Linked DNA regions of Homo sapiens: region 1 is linked to region 2. Evidence: chromatin contacts called from ENCODE Hi-C or POLR2A ChIA-PET data. All regions are on one chromosome and are shown on one strand. The core of a region is the stretch at or near the end of the contact, and the rest is flanking DNA. Distances in the headings are between cores, read along the strand shown. Region 1 holds the start of COPZ1 (coat protein complex I subunit zeta 1). Region 2 holds the start of SMUG1 (single-strand-selective monofunctional uracil-DNA glycosylase 1).

Region 1 (7,299 bases), core at 3,037-5,536, 140 kb before region 2:
GAGACGGGTTTCACCATGTTGGTCAGGCTGGTCTTGAACTCCTGACCTCAGGTGATCCACTCACCTCAGGATTACAGGTGTGAGCCACCGAGCCCGGCCCGAGTAATTCAGCTTTAAAGAAAAAAAGTAAAGCAGGAAGGAGGAAGGGGAAATCCTTATCTTTAAGATTCCACAGGTTATTAATGGAGAATGGTGATCTGCAGAGATCCTCTTCATTCACAACTCAAAAAGCGAGAACCAGCAGATACAGCAAGAGAGAAGAAGCCAAGTCCAAAGATGCAGGCTGAGATCACTATTATTAAGCATTGGGAACTAAAAGAGATGAAAGGGTCTCTTTCCTTAGAGCCTAAGGAGACCTGAGAGAGATTAGACAAATCTGCTTGAAAGCTAGAGCTGGATTACTTAATTCAAGAAAGAAATGTGACCATGTGACCCACTGTAAAGTACCTAAAAGAAGGGAACTTACTGTTATTTAGAAATTCCACAATCAATGCAAACTTTGATCAACAGTTCTTCTTGACCCCCTGTAGCTTACCTGTCCCTTTTTCTCGACATCCTGCAGCTATGTATGTACCTTGTAGAGTTAAGGACAGAAGAATATGCTTTGATCAGATTGTCCCTAACCGCATTACATAGGTTTCCCATAACAAAGAACCAGTGTGGTTTTAAAAGCAAAGTCCAGGGTTACCTGATCAAGTTAGCAGGGATCTGTGAATGCAGCCTATTAGGCATAGATTAAAGCAAAAGAATAAGGAAGAAGCAGGCTGAAACAGACTTCACTGAAGAAGCAGAGACAGAGAACTAAGGGAAGAGAAATGTGACAGAGAGACTTTCTTTTTCTTTAACTTTTCTGAGACAGAGCCTTGCTCTGTCACCCAGGCTGGAGTGCAGTGGCGCATCTCGGCTCACCGCGACCTCTGCCTCCCAGGTTCAAGTGATTCTCTTGCCTCAGCTTCCTGAGTAGCTGGGATTACAGGCGTGGCCACGCCCAGCTAAGTTTTGTATTTTTAGCAGAGACCGGGTTTCACCATGTTGGTCAGGCTGGTCTCCAACTCCTGACCTCGTGATCCGCCCACCTCGGCCTCCCAAAGTGCTGGATTTACAGGCGTGAGCCACCGTGCCCGGCCTTTTTTTTTTTTTTGAGATGGAGTCTAACACTGTCGCCTGGGCTGGAGTGCAGTGGCGCGATCTCGGCTCACTGCAACCTCTGCCTCCCTGGCTCAAGTGATTCTCCTGCCTCAGCCTCCTGAGTAGTTGGGACTATAGGCTCGTGCCACCACGCCCAGCTATTTTTTTTTGTATTTTTAGTAGAGACATGGTTTCACCATGTTGGCCAGGCTGGTTTCGAACTCCTGACCTCAAGTGATCCGCCCACCTCAGCCTCCCAAAGTGCTAGGATTACAGGCATGAGCCACTGCACTGCGCCCGACAGAGATACTTTCACATATAACTCCCCCAGCTTACCCACTACACACAGGCCCATTGTTAAAAGGGCTCCCCAATTATTATCTTCCTCATTCCTTTACCTTTAAGCAGGCTCCCTTCTAAACATATATAGGTAAGTCTAAAAACTTCCAAAAAAACCAATTCCCTAGAATCTATCCTAGTCTGCTAATTGGGTTTAGGGGGAGGTTTTTTATTCTTATTTTTTTAGAGACAGGGTCTGGCTTTGTCACCCATGCTGGAGTGCAGTGGCACAATCATAGCTCACTGCAGCCTCAAACTCCCAGGCTCAAGCGATCCTCCTGCCTCAGCCTCTTACAGTGCTGGGATTACAGGCATGAGCCACTGCACTCAACCTCTTGATTAAGAATACTTGCTGCCGGGCACGGTGGCTCACTCCTATAATCCTAGCACTTTGGGAGGCTGAGGCAGGTGGATTGCCTGAGCTCAAGAGTTCAAGACCAGCCTGGGCAACACAGTGAAACCGTCTCTACTAAAATACAAAAAAGTTAGCCAGGTGTGGCAGCACGTGCCTGTAGTCCCAGCTACTCGTGAGGCTGAGGCAGGAGAAATTGCTTCAACCCAGGAGGCAGAGGTTGCAGTGAGGTGAGATCACACCACTGCACTCCAGCCTGGGTGACACAGCGAGACTCTGTTTCCAAAAAAAAAAAAAAAAACTTGCTAACTGGCCGGGGTGCAGTGACTCACACCTGTAATCCCAGCACTTTGGGAGGCCAAGGCAGGCAGATCACTTGAGGTCAGGAGTTCAAGACTAGACCAGCCTGGCAAACATGGAGAAACCCTGTTTCTACTAAAAATACAAAAATTAGCTGGGCATGGTGGCGCGTGCCTGTAACCCCAGCTACTCAGGAAGCTGAGGCATGAGAATTGCTTGATTCTGGGAGGCGGAGGTTGCAGTGAGCCAAGATTGCACCACTGCACCCCAGCCTGGGCAACACAGCCAGACTCTATCTCAAAAAAAAAAAAAAAAAAAAAAAAAAAAAAAAAAAAAGAATACTTGTTAACTGCTTGGTACAGAAAATATTTAAAACTACTCAGATTTTAAGCTTTTTACCTATATTTGACCAACCGACATAAGGAATTAACTGTCTTTAACTGAAAGAGAGGAATTAAAACCTGTTATTCTTTTATCTGATGAGGATCTGAATGTGTATGCTTAGGAGATCTGAAGGAAAATAAAAGACAAGCTTCTTTGGAAAGAGGCCTAGAGTTCAAGCCAATTAAGGAAGAAGGCTGGGAGTTAAATTCCTACACTATACTACCTACCTACCTACACACACACACACACACACACACACACACACACACACACCCCTCCAAATCGCAAAATAGGGCACTTTTGAGAGAAATTCTCTGGTCCAGTTCTAAAAAGGGGTAACAGGTATTTTATTTGTTAGAACAAGCATAAAGCATCATATGGACAAGAGGGCTAATACAGCCCTTTAGCGACCACAATTCTCATGTAACCAGAGAGGGAGAAATTAGCATCCTAGATCATACAATAAGAATTCCTGGCCCGGCGCAGTGGCTCACGCCTGTAATCCCAGCACTTTGGGAGGCCGAGGCGGGTGGATTACGAGGTCAGGAGATCGAGACCATCCTGGCTAACACGGTGAAACTCCGTCTCTACTAAAAAATACAAAAAATTAGCCGGGAGTGGTGGCGAGCGCCTGTAGTCCCAGCCACTCCGGAGGCTGAGGCAGAAGAATGGCGTGAACCCGGGAGGCGGAGCTTGCAGTGAGCCGAGATCGTACCACTGCACTCCAGCCTGGGCGACAGAGTGAGACTCCGTCTCAAAAATAATAATAATAATAATAATAATAATAATTCCTGGCCAGGCGCGGTGGTTCAAGCCTGTAATCCTAGCACTTTGGGAGGCCGAGGCGGGCGGATCACTTGAGGTCAGGAGTTCGAAACCAGCCTGGCCAACATGGTGAAACCACGTCTCTACTAAAAATACAAAAAAAATAGCCGGGCGTGGTGGCACGCGCCTATAGTCCCAACTACGCGGGAGGCTGAGGCAAGAGAATAGCTTGAACCCGGGAGGTGGAGATTGCAGTGAGCCAAGATCGCGCCACGTGCGCACTCCAGCCTGGGTGACAGAGCAAGGCTCGGTCTCAAAAAAAAAAAAAAAAAAAAAGAATTCCTAAGGTCTAAATGGGTAGAGAAAAGGAGAACAGAATAAGGAGTCTAGAAAAAATATTCCACAATCCATGCTAACTTTATCAGGTATCCCAGAACTTTGATGGAATACTGATTATTTGACAAACCTATATAATAGGGATTAACAGGAAACCGAAGACAAAACAGTTTCCTGAAGGAATGTGGCAGGGAATCGGCAATGGAGAGTCAAACTTGGGAAACCATCAGGAGGAGTCTGTAACGACAAAACATCTGTATTCTTTTCTTACAATATGGGGCGAGTTTGGTGGTTTGGTAAATTAAAATCAGGGTATCATCCACAATGCTAAAAATAAGGGGCAACCTGAAGGGTCCTAATCCAGTACGCCTACAGGTCTGTGTATCCTAAGGAGTCCATGTGCTGCCTTCAACTTTCCACCGACTCTATGCCCTCTCCCCGGCAGGGCTTCCTACTCTAAACCAAGGCTTTAGCTCCTACACTAGGCCACACACTTATTCCAAAGGTCAGCAGAACGCTCAGTCCCCAAGAATTACCCGGAACTCTCTTTCCCCGTCTCCCACTCGGGCTGAACCCTGACTCCCGGCCCCTGTGGACACCACAGCATCTCTGCTGCCCCTCCAGCTCCTACCAAAATCAGCGCCTCCATCTTGCCCCGCAGCTGGTGCCGACGTGGAGCCGCAAAAGAAACGCCGCCGCTGATTGGCCATACGTTCCCATTAGGCCCCGCCTAGGATAAGGATCATTGGGTAAGGCTTGCTTTATTGGCCAATTATTGTACTAGCTTGCTTACCGGAAGCAAAGTGTCCAACCAGAAGGCTCAGGTGTTTGATTGTCAGCTTGAATACTCAATAAAACGCCAAAACCTCACGACTCATTGGGGCGGGAGGGTTAGTGGGGCGGGGTTGTTTCCATGGGGAACAGAAGAAGCGATTGTTAATTTTCAATTGGTAGGGCCGAGGACACGTGATATTGTCGGACTGATTTAGCGATTTTTAAACCGCACCCTCTTTAGGGGGCGCTGTGTCTCCTTAGCCTTTAACACTGGCGCTTTCTAACCGGAATCCTGCCCTAATCCCTATTTTCAGCGCCCGCATTAGGTCCATGATCTCTGTGGCTAGCCCTTCCCTCATGCTCGCTCAGGTCACTTCAGCATCCTCACAGAAAGTCTGCACAACCATAGAGTAGAGCCAAGAAAGGCCCAACATGTTAACTACATAAACCAAGGCTGCCAGGAGTTGATAGTCGCAATAACAATCTCCCTAAGGTGGAGTTCCAGGCTTTGCTGGGCCTGAGGAACATGAGAAGTCAGTTTGTAAAGGCCAACTTGAGCTCAACGTGAAATCGGCTTTGGAGATGGGGTTTGCGGGACAAACGGGGAAAGGGATGGGATTAGAATAAGAGAGGGGTTATAGGGAGTAAATTCTGGGGTTTTCCAATAGAAACAAGCCGTTGTGCCTGGGCGCGGTGGCTCAAGCCTGTAATCCCAGCACTTTGGGAGGCCGAGGCGAGCGGATCATCTGAGGTCGGGAGTTTGAAACCAACCTGACCAACATGGAGAAACCCCGTCTCTACTAAAAAAAAAAAATACAGGCCGAGCGTGATGGCTCACACCTGTAATCCCAGTACTTTGGGAGGCCGAGGCGGGCGGATCACGAGATCAGGAGATCAAGACCATCCTGACTAACATAGTGAAACCCCGTCTCTACTAAAAATACAAAAAATTAGCCGGGCGTGGGTGGCGGGCGCCTGTAGTCCCTGCTACTCTGGAGGCTGAGGCAGGACAATGGCGTGAACCCAGGAGGCGGAGTTTGCAGTGAGCTGAGATCGCGCCACTGCACTCCAACCTGGGTGACAGAGCGAGACTCCGTCTCAAAAAATATACATATATACAAAATTAGCCGGGCGTGGTGGAACATGCCTGTAATCCCAGCTACTCGGGAGGCTGAACCAGGAGACTCACTTGAACCTGGGAGGCGGAGGTTGAGGTGAGGCGAGATCTCGTCATTGCACTCCAGCCTGGGCAACAAGAGCGAAATTCCATCTCAAAAAAAAAAGAAAAGAAAAGAAAAGGAGAAGAGAAGAGAAAAGAAAAGGAGAAAGAAAGAAAAGAAAGAAAGAAAGGAAGGAAGGAAGGAAGGAAGGAAAGAAAGAAAGAAAGAAAGAAAGAAAGAAAGAAAGAAAGAAAGAGAAGGAAAGAAAGGAGAGGAAAGAAATGAGGCGTTGCAAAATGAGAAAAGAGAAGTTTACTGAATGCAAGAATTTCACAATAGGGAATGATTTTGATGAAGCTTGGCTTTCCCCTATCCCTTGGTTTCCTGATCCCTGACTCCTCTTAGGGCAGGGACACCTATTACCTTAATTATCCTAAAGGGATTTTTTCCCTCATCTCTGAAAATTATATCCTTAGGAGCCCTCCAAGAAGAGATTCCAAACTTACCCAGGAATTTTTCTTTTTTGAGACGGAGTCTCGCTCTGTCCCCCAGGCTGGAGTGCAGTGGCTCAATCTCGGCTCACTGCAAGCTCCGCCTCCCGGGTTCACGCCATTCTCCTGCCTCAGCCTCCAGAGTAGCTGGGACCACAGGCGCCCACCACCACGCCTGGCTGATTTTTTGTATTTTTAGTAGAGACGGGGTTTCACCGTGTTAGCCAGGATGGTCTCCATCTCCTGACCTCGTGATCCGCCCGCCTCGGCCTCCCAGAGTGCTGGGATTACAGGCGTGAGCCACTGCTGCACCCGGCCTTTTTTTTTTTTTTTTTTTTTTTAAGACGGAGTCTCTCTCTGTCGCCAGGCTGGAGTGCAGTGGTGTGATTTTGGCTCACTGTAACCTCCGCCTCCCGGTTGCAAGCGATTCTCCCTGCCACCTCAGCCTCCCTTGTAGCTGGGATTACAGGCGCCTGCCACCCCTGGCTAATTTTTGTACTTTTAGTAGAGACGGGGTTTCGCCATACTGGCCAGGCTGGTCTCGAACTCCGGACCTCAGATGATCCACCCGCCTTGGCCTCCCAAAGTGCTGGGATTACAGGCGTGAGCCACCGGGCCCAGCCACCCAGGAATTTTTCTAATAGTCGGAGTAGAATCAAGGAAACATAAAACAATACAATACAAGGGCGCTGTGGCATGTGCCTGTAGTACCAATTACCCCAGGGGCTGAGGCAGGAGGATGCTTGAGCCCAAGAGTTCGAGGCCGTAGTGCGCAGTGATTGTGCCTGGGAATAGCCACTGCATTCCAGCCTCGACAACACAGGGAGACCCAGTCTGTATATAAAAATAAGATAAAATAAAAAATTGAACAATACAATGCAAATTATAGACCTACAGTGTACTCTGACAGAAGGTGAATTTCTGGTGGAATACCAGGTGTTAAGCCTTATATCTGGAAGAAGTGAAGGCTTGTCCTTTTATTCCTCAAGGAGAGTTGTTCACACATTTACTGTGCCTGGCATCACAGTCAGTGGGTTGTCATTGGCTTTGCAGCTTAAAGGTAATACTAACATTTACTGCCCACTTATTATGTGCCAGGCACGGTGCTAAATCTTTAAATACATTATTGAATACATTTTTTAAAATCCTTATGAAGTAGCTGGGCATGGTGGCTCATGCCTGTAATCCCAAAACTTTGGGAGGCTGAGGCAGGCAGATCACCTGAGGCCGGGAGTTCGAGACCAGACTAGCCAACATGGTGAAACCCCGT
Region 2 (6,803 bases), core at 851-3,350:
CTTGCCTGTTACTCATTTCACTCATTATTGTTCTGCCAGAAGCAGACTTTGAATGTGGAGGGGCTGCCAAGATGACAAACTAGAACAGAAGTGCTGGGCAAGCAAGTGACAGAGGGGTCGGGGTGGACAGGAGGGTTGTCCAAGGGATGGTGGAAATCCTGGAATTTTTAAGCAATGAGATGACACCACAATGAGGTCCCTTCACCTTATTTTTGGTCAGAAACACAGAAATACATAGACACACAGAGATGGGGGAACTTGTTCTAGAAGCTCAGATTCTCTTATTCCAGTCATTCTAGGGTAAGAAGCAGAAACAGGGAGATGTTCACAGAGGGAGACAGAGACCTGCAGATACAGAGAGAAAGCTACACAAGAGACTAGAAATAGAGATAAATTTACATAAGTAGAGAGGGGCAAATAACATAGGCAGAGAGAGACACAGAGAGGGAGAGGATCTGGTAAAAATTAAAGCTCAGGAAATTATGGGCTTCATGAGGTGGATGATTAATTCCATTTCCAAAGTCTTGCAAGGGTCAGGGTAGTTTCTCACCCTTGATGTCAGCAGGTCACTGCTCACAGCTCCCTGAAGCTCCTACTGCACCCATTAAGTTTTTGTTGATAGGAGATCAGACAAGTCCTGGGAAGGGAATAGCATCCTTTTTCTCTCACTTCTTCCTGTTCTGGGGTTTATAGGTCTCCTTTTCTACCACTCACAGGGAGACCTTGCTTCTGTGATTAGAGCCTTGGCTGTGCTAAGGTGTGTGGAGATTGTGGGGTGGGAGGAATATAGAAGATAACTAACCTTAGGGGGTTCCCAGTCTAATGAAAGTTTTAGAGTCACGACACAGAACCAGACCCAGATAGAGCACAAGAACAAAACTAGGAATAGGACAGATTTGGACATAGATATTGGGATGGGGGAATGGTGGGGGAATGGACTGTTAGGTGCAGCCATGGGATGAGGATTGATCAGGGAAGCCTTCCTGGACAAAGTATTTGAGGGAGAAGATTTGGATGGAAGAGTGATAGCTAACTTTATGTGTCTACTTGAGTGGTCTAAGGGACACCCAGATAGCTGGTAAAACATTATTTCTGGATATGTCTGTGGAGTGTTTCTGGAAGAGATTTGCATTTGAATTGGTAGACTAAGAAGATCACCCTCATTAATATGGGTGGGAACCATCCAATCCCTTGGGGGCCAGTAGAACAAAAGAGTGGAGGAAGGCAAATTCTCTTTCTTCATGAGCTGGGACATCTATTTTACCTGCCTTTGGACATCATTGGAGTTCCTGGTTCTTCGTCCTTCAGGCTCTGGGACTTAGCAGTGAGCCTCCTCCCCTGCTTTGGACTTTCCTGAATTATACCACCTGTTTTCCTGGTTCTCCAGTGTATAGACAGCAGAGCGGGAGACTGTGGGACTTCTTGGCCTCCACAATCCTGTGAGCCAATTCTTGGAATAAATCTCGTCATATAGATAGATATCCTGTTAGTTCTGTTCTCTGGAAAACTCTTGACTAATACTGAGGTTATAGGGTTGGGCAGATAGCAAGGCAGAGAAAGAAGTCAAAATGGTGACACTCTGGAGATGGGCTTGGACAGTAATGGGGGATGCCCCTTGCTAAAAAGTTGTTAGGAGCTACCAGAAATGTCTTCGTGGATGTTCTGTATAAGTAATGGCAGGCTGCAAAGGAGAAGTCTCTTATACCCACGGTGGCAGGGGGCCTAGCAATGGTCTTTAGCTATTGTTAATACCTTCAGGTGGGTGAGGGATTGGGGATGGTTGAAGCTTCCTGATTTGCAATCCCTTTGGGAAAATAGTGAATGAACTTTTGGAAGGGCGATGCCCTTTAGGGATAGAACCCAGGATTTCCTAGGTACTTACAGGCTGTGGCTTTTCACTTCTCAAGACTTCCTGATTTAACGCTGATGGAAAGATTAAACTACAATTCCCAGCGATCTTTAGGGCTAATTTAGTGCGCCTTCCGGGATTGGAGCATTTCCGGCGGAAGTGGCTGCGGGTACGCCAATCTCCTTCCCTAAACAATGTAGACTACGACTCCCACTGTCCTTAGCGCCGGGGGTTGGGTTTGGGGTGGGGGAAAGGAACCGGAAACGGGATGGGGAGCTGGACCAGGTGAGGAAGTAGGGGGCTGGGAATCCGGGACTGTGGGGGCAAGTTGACGGCTCCCAGGGTCGTCGGGGCTGAGCCGAGAGGGTGGTTAGAATTTCTATATTTTGGGGTCCCTCCCTCCGTATGGGGTAAGACTCAGTGCAGGGAGAGCCCAGCCTATGAAACCGCCTGGGAGGTCTGCAGGATCAAGGCTTTCCAGTCGGCCGGAGCCAGCGGGCGCCCCCGGAGGTTTTGTATGGTGCCTTAGTAGTCGGCCCCTTTGGAACCAGATGAAATGGTCTTTTTGAGTTTATGCTTTATTATTATTATTGTTTATTTATTTATTTTTCTGAGACGGAATTTTGCTCTGAATTCCAGGCTGGAGTGCAATGGCGCGATCTCAGCTCACTGCAGCCTCCGCCTCCCGGGTTCAAGCGATTCTTCTGCCTCAGCCTCCCGAGTAGGTGGGATTACAGGCGCGCGCCACCATGCCCAGCTAATTTTTGTATTTAGTAGAGACTGGGTTTCACCATGTTGGTCAGGCTGGTCTCGAAGTCCTGACCTCGTGATCCGCCCGCCTCGGCCTCCCAAAGTGCTCGGATTACGGGTGTGAGCCACCGCGCCCGGCCTATGCATTATTATTATTATTATTATTATTATTATTATTATTATTATTATTTATTATTATTATTATTATTATTATTATTTCGTTTAAGGATATTTATTATTGTCCCTGGACTCCCGGAGTGCCTCCAAAGGACAGGGGAGTGCATATGTGATTTCGATTCCTTCCTCACTTCCCGGATTTGATGTCAGAGAAGTCTGACATCAGTCTGAAGTCGGCCCTTGGTGGTCAGCCTTATCGCTTGGTCCAACTCCGCTGTCTTTGTGCTTAATGTAGTATGACACCGTATTTTATAAAATATCTACATTTCTTAAGCCTCTGGCTCTTGGGGCGACTTTGGGTAGAACTTACAAGTTCCTCCTTTGGGTTCTCTTAGTGTTTTGTTCCGGGTATTAAAGCTCACATCACACTGTATTACAGTTAGTTGTTTATTTGCCCTCACAGCAGATTATGAGCTTACAGAAAGCCTGGCCTACATTTTACTCTTTTTGGATTTCTTCCTCATCAAGAGACTGCTGCAGTGCCTGTCATGTAAGAGACTCATAAGTATTGAAAAAAAAAATGAGTTAACAGGTGGTAGGTTGGATGGAGTATGTGATTTTCCATAGAGAAGAGAGTTAAATGAGTTGCTCAAGAGAACCTTCTTAGAGATGAAACAGGAGTAGAATTCAAATCAATTGACTTCCAGCCTGTGGCTCTTGCTATGAGATCAGGCTTTGAAGTTATGGAACAATGAAAGTAGTATCTTGCCACTCTTTTCCCCAGCCTTGCTGTTTCCAACACAGGTGTCTAAATGTCAAAGGTGGGCTCAAGACTTCTCGAGATTCTAGAGCTGGAGCAGCCAATCTGCTAATGTTGGTGTTGCATGGGGAGATGCAAAGCAAGGTCCCCTGAAACACTGGCGTTCTCCACAGCACCCTTCTCAGCTTTTGTATGAGCCCAGTTTGTCCTGGGTAGCCACCTGGACAACAGATCAGTTAAAGACTACTGAGACAGTCAGGGAAGGACTTCCTAAGTTGGGCCTCTGATTTCTTTTCTCTCCCACTTCCCCTAGGCTAGGGTGAGAAAATAGGTTTATCGAGCTGTTGTGTCAACCTTGAGTTCTTATCTTGGAGAAGTCACTCCTGACCCAGGCAGAAAGTTGAGAGGAAGGAATGACAATGGTCCTTGTCGCATGGGAGGCACACATATGATGGGCACAGACCCAGAGTCTGGAAAACAAGCAGAGTGCAAAGTGGGCAGCTAAGCCTTGAGTGAACTCAGGATATAGAAGTGGAGAAGGATCCATCAGGAGTGCCTCCTTGGTAAAAGCTGTTTATTTTATTTTTATATTTACAGATGGGGTCTCATTATGTCAGCCAGGCTGGTCTTGAACTCCTGGCCTCAAGCAATTCTTCTGCCTTGGCCTCTCAAAGTGCTGGGATTACAGGCATGAGCCACTGTGCCCAGCACAGAAGGTAGTTTTAAACAAAAGTGAAAAAGAAGATGGACATTGCTGAGCAGGTGTTTGTTGAGTACCTAATAAGGGCCAGGACCTTGGGCTTATGGAGGGAGATTGAACAAGGCCTGGCTCTTGATCTGCCCAAGTTTAGCTGGGGAGGCAAAAGGAATTCATTAAGACGACGGTAACCATGGTGACACACAGTGGTTCTCAGCCTTCACCAACCATCAGAATCACCCTGGGAAGCTTGTTTAAAATACAGATTCCCAGGCTGGGCACGGTAGCTCACGTTTGTAATCCCAGCACTTTGGGAGGCTGAGGCAGGCAGATCATGAGGTCAGGAGTTCGAGACCAGCCTGACCAACATGGTGAAACCCTGTCTCTACTGAAAATACGAAAATTAGCCGGGTGTGGTGCTGCGCACCTGTAATCCCAGTACCCAGGAGGCTAAGGTGGGAGAATCACTTGAACCCGGGAGGCAGAGGTTGCAGTGAGCTGAGATCGCGCCACTGCACTCCAGTCTGGGCGACAGAGCAAGATTCTGTCTCAAAAAAAAAACAAAACAAAACAAAACAAAAAACACAGATTCCCAGGCCTCACACGGGACCTACTTGTGTTGGGGGTGGGGTTGGGACACTATGGCAAATACTGCAGTGTTCTGAGGAGGGAAGACTTTATCAAAGGGATGGTTTGAGCTGCATTTTGAAGGATGGGAGTGATTTGGATATGTGGACAGGTTGGGGAATCAACAGTCCTAGTTGACTGGATGACTGCTGGATGATGTCCTGGTTGACTTCAGGAGTGTATTTGGTTGGACTGTAGAAATGGTATGTGCAAGGTTTTGGGAGTTGAGGCAGGAAAGGCATTTTGAAAATGTGAGTAGAATGGTCAGGTTGGAACACTGGGTTTGAATGGGAGTGGAGTGAAGCAATGGCCTTTGCAGTTTACAAAGCTTGCTGTCATGTTCCTGCCCCCTCCCTTCTCCTTCCTCCCACCTCCCTTCTCTCTTCCCTTTCTTCTTCCTCTCCCATTTCTTTTCTCCCTTCACCTAAACATAACATCTCATTCCATCCTTACGTCTGTTTGTTTGTTTTGAGACAGTCTCCCTCTGTAGCCCAGGCTGGAGTGCAGTGGCACAATCTCGGCTCACTGCAACCTCTGCCTCCCAGGTCCTGGTTCAAGCAATTCTCCTGCCTCAGCCTCCCATGTAGCTGGAATTACAGGCACGTGCCACCATGCCCAGCTAATTTTTGTATTTTTAGTTGAGACGGGGTTTCACCATGTTGGCCAGGTTGATCTTGAACTCCTGACCTCGTGATCCACCTGCCTCAGCCTCCCAAAGTACTGGGATTACAGGCATGAGCTGTTGCGCCCGGCAAATTTATTTATTTATTTATTTATTTATTTATTTATTTATTTATTTTTTATTTTATTTTTTTTTGAGATGGAGTCTTGCTCTTTTGCCCAGGCTTGAGTGCAGTGGCACGATCTTGGCTCACTGCAACCTCAGCCTCCCGGGTTCAGGCAGTTCTCCCTGCCTCAGCCTCCCGAGTAGCTGGGATTACAGGTGCCCACCACAACGCCCAGCTAATTTTTTTTTTTTGAGAGAGAGTTTCACTGTTGTTGCCCGTGCTGGAGTGCAATGGCACGATCTTGGCTCACCGCAACCTCCACCTTTCAGGTTCAAATGATTCTGCCTCAGCCTCCAGAGTAGCCGGGATTACAGGCACGTACCACCATGCCTGACTAATTTGTATTTTTAGTAGAGGTGGGAGTTTCTCCATTTTGGTCAGGCTGGTCTCGAACTCCCGACCTCAGGTGATCTGCCCACCTCAGCCTCCTAAAGTGCTGGGATTACAGGCTTGAGCCACCACGCCCAGCATGCCCAGCTAATTTTTGTAATTTTTAGTAGAGACGGGGTTTCGCCATGTTGGCCAGGCCAGTTTTGAACGCCTGACCTAAGGTGATTCAGCCGCCTTGGCCTCCCAAAGTGCTGGGATTACAGGCATGAGCCACCATGCCTGGCCTTCCTTATGTCAACATTATTAAGTGGATATTATTATTCTTTGTATTTGAAGGTGGAAACCTGAGGCTCTGGCCATGGTTGTGTAGCTCGTAAGATTCTATGAGGAGTCTGTAATCATCCTACTCGGTATTCCTGAGTGTGGGAAAGAAGCTAGGCTGGGGTTAGGGGGTTGTAGAATTAGCAGGGTGGCTGATCAAACCATCTAAGGCAAGATGGCGTGGGTGGTTAAAGCATAGCCTTGAGCCAGAGAGATTGGGCTCAACCAAATCCAGCTTTATTACTTACTAACTGTAAGACCTTGGGCAAGTTGCTTAATCTTGCTAAGCCTCAGTGTCCTCACTTATAACAGGGGAGCAGTAATACCCACCTCATGGGATTGTTGTGAGGATCAATGAGGTGTACCTGGTGCAGAGCAGTCGCTCACCACCTGGAAGCTATTGTAATTAGCCTTCCCAGGTCTCTGGGCTGTGGCTGTGCACTTGCATTTCATTCTTCAGCGCCGTGCTTTCCAGAACAGTCCATTCTGGCTGGGCTTTTCTTTTTTAGGATGACCTTAAAGGTGCTGAAAGGATGCCACCAGTAAATGTTTATTGAAAACCTA

What was found. A loop is a pair of places that touch in the nucleus more often than their neighbours do. ChIA-PET counts read pairs that join two places held with the same protein, here RNA polymerase II (POLR2A). Pooled maps may share reads with other maps.
Region 1: a loop to region 2 is called in a map of B cell, with 30 times the contacts of the local background. The contact joins the promoter of COPZ1 here to the promoter of SMUG1 in region 2. A Hi-C loop is called at or near these places in 1 of 168 maps with a recorded cell type or tissue (B cell) and 10 of 50 pooled maps. POLR2A ChIA-PET finds 5 or more read pairs at or near these places in 7 of 52 experiments (A549, GM10248, H1 and 4 more).

Annotation. Positions count from the first base shown.
Region 1 is chr12:54,322,118-54,329,416 of GRCh38, reverse strand. COPZ1 (coat protein complex I subunit zeta 1) reads right to left here and starts at 4,286. Exons shown (of 9, transcript NM_016057.3): 1 at 4,236-4,286. The coding sequence starts at 4,253. RefSeq lists an enhancer at 1-226.
Region 2 is chr12:54,184,282-54,191,084 of GRCh38, reverse strand. It overlaps SMUG1 (single-strand-selective monofunctional uracil-DNA glycosylase 1), which reads left to right and starts at 2,100. Exons shown (of 4, transcript NM_001243787.2): 1 at 2,100-2,134; 2 at 3,183-3,266. LOC105369777 (a long non-coding RNA gene) reads right to left here and starts at 1,988. Exons shown (of 3, transcript XR_944984.2): 1 at 1,883-1,988; 2 at 551-637.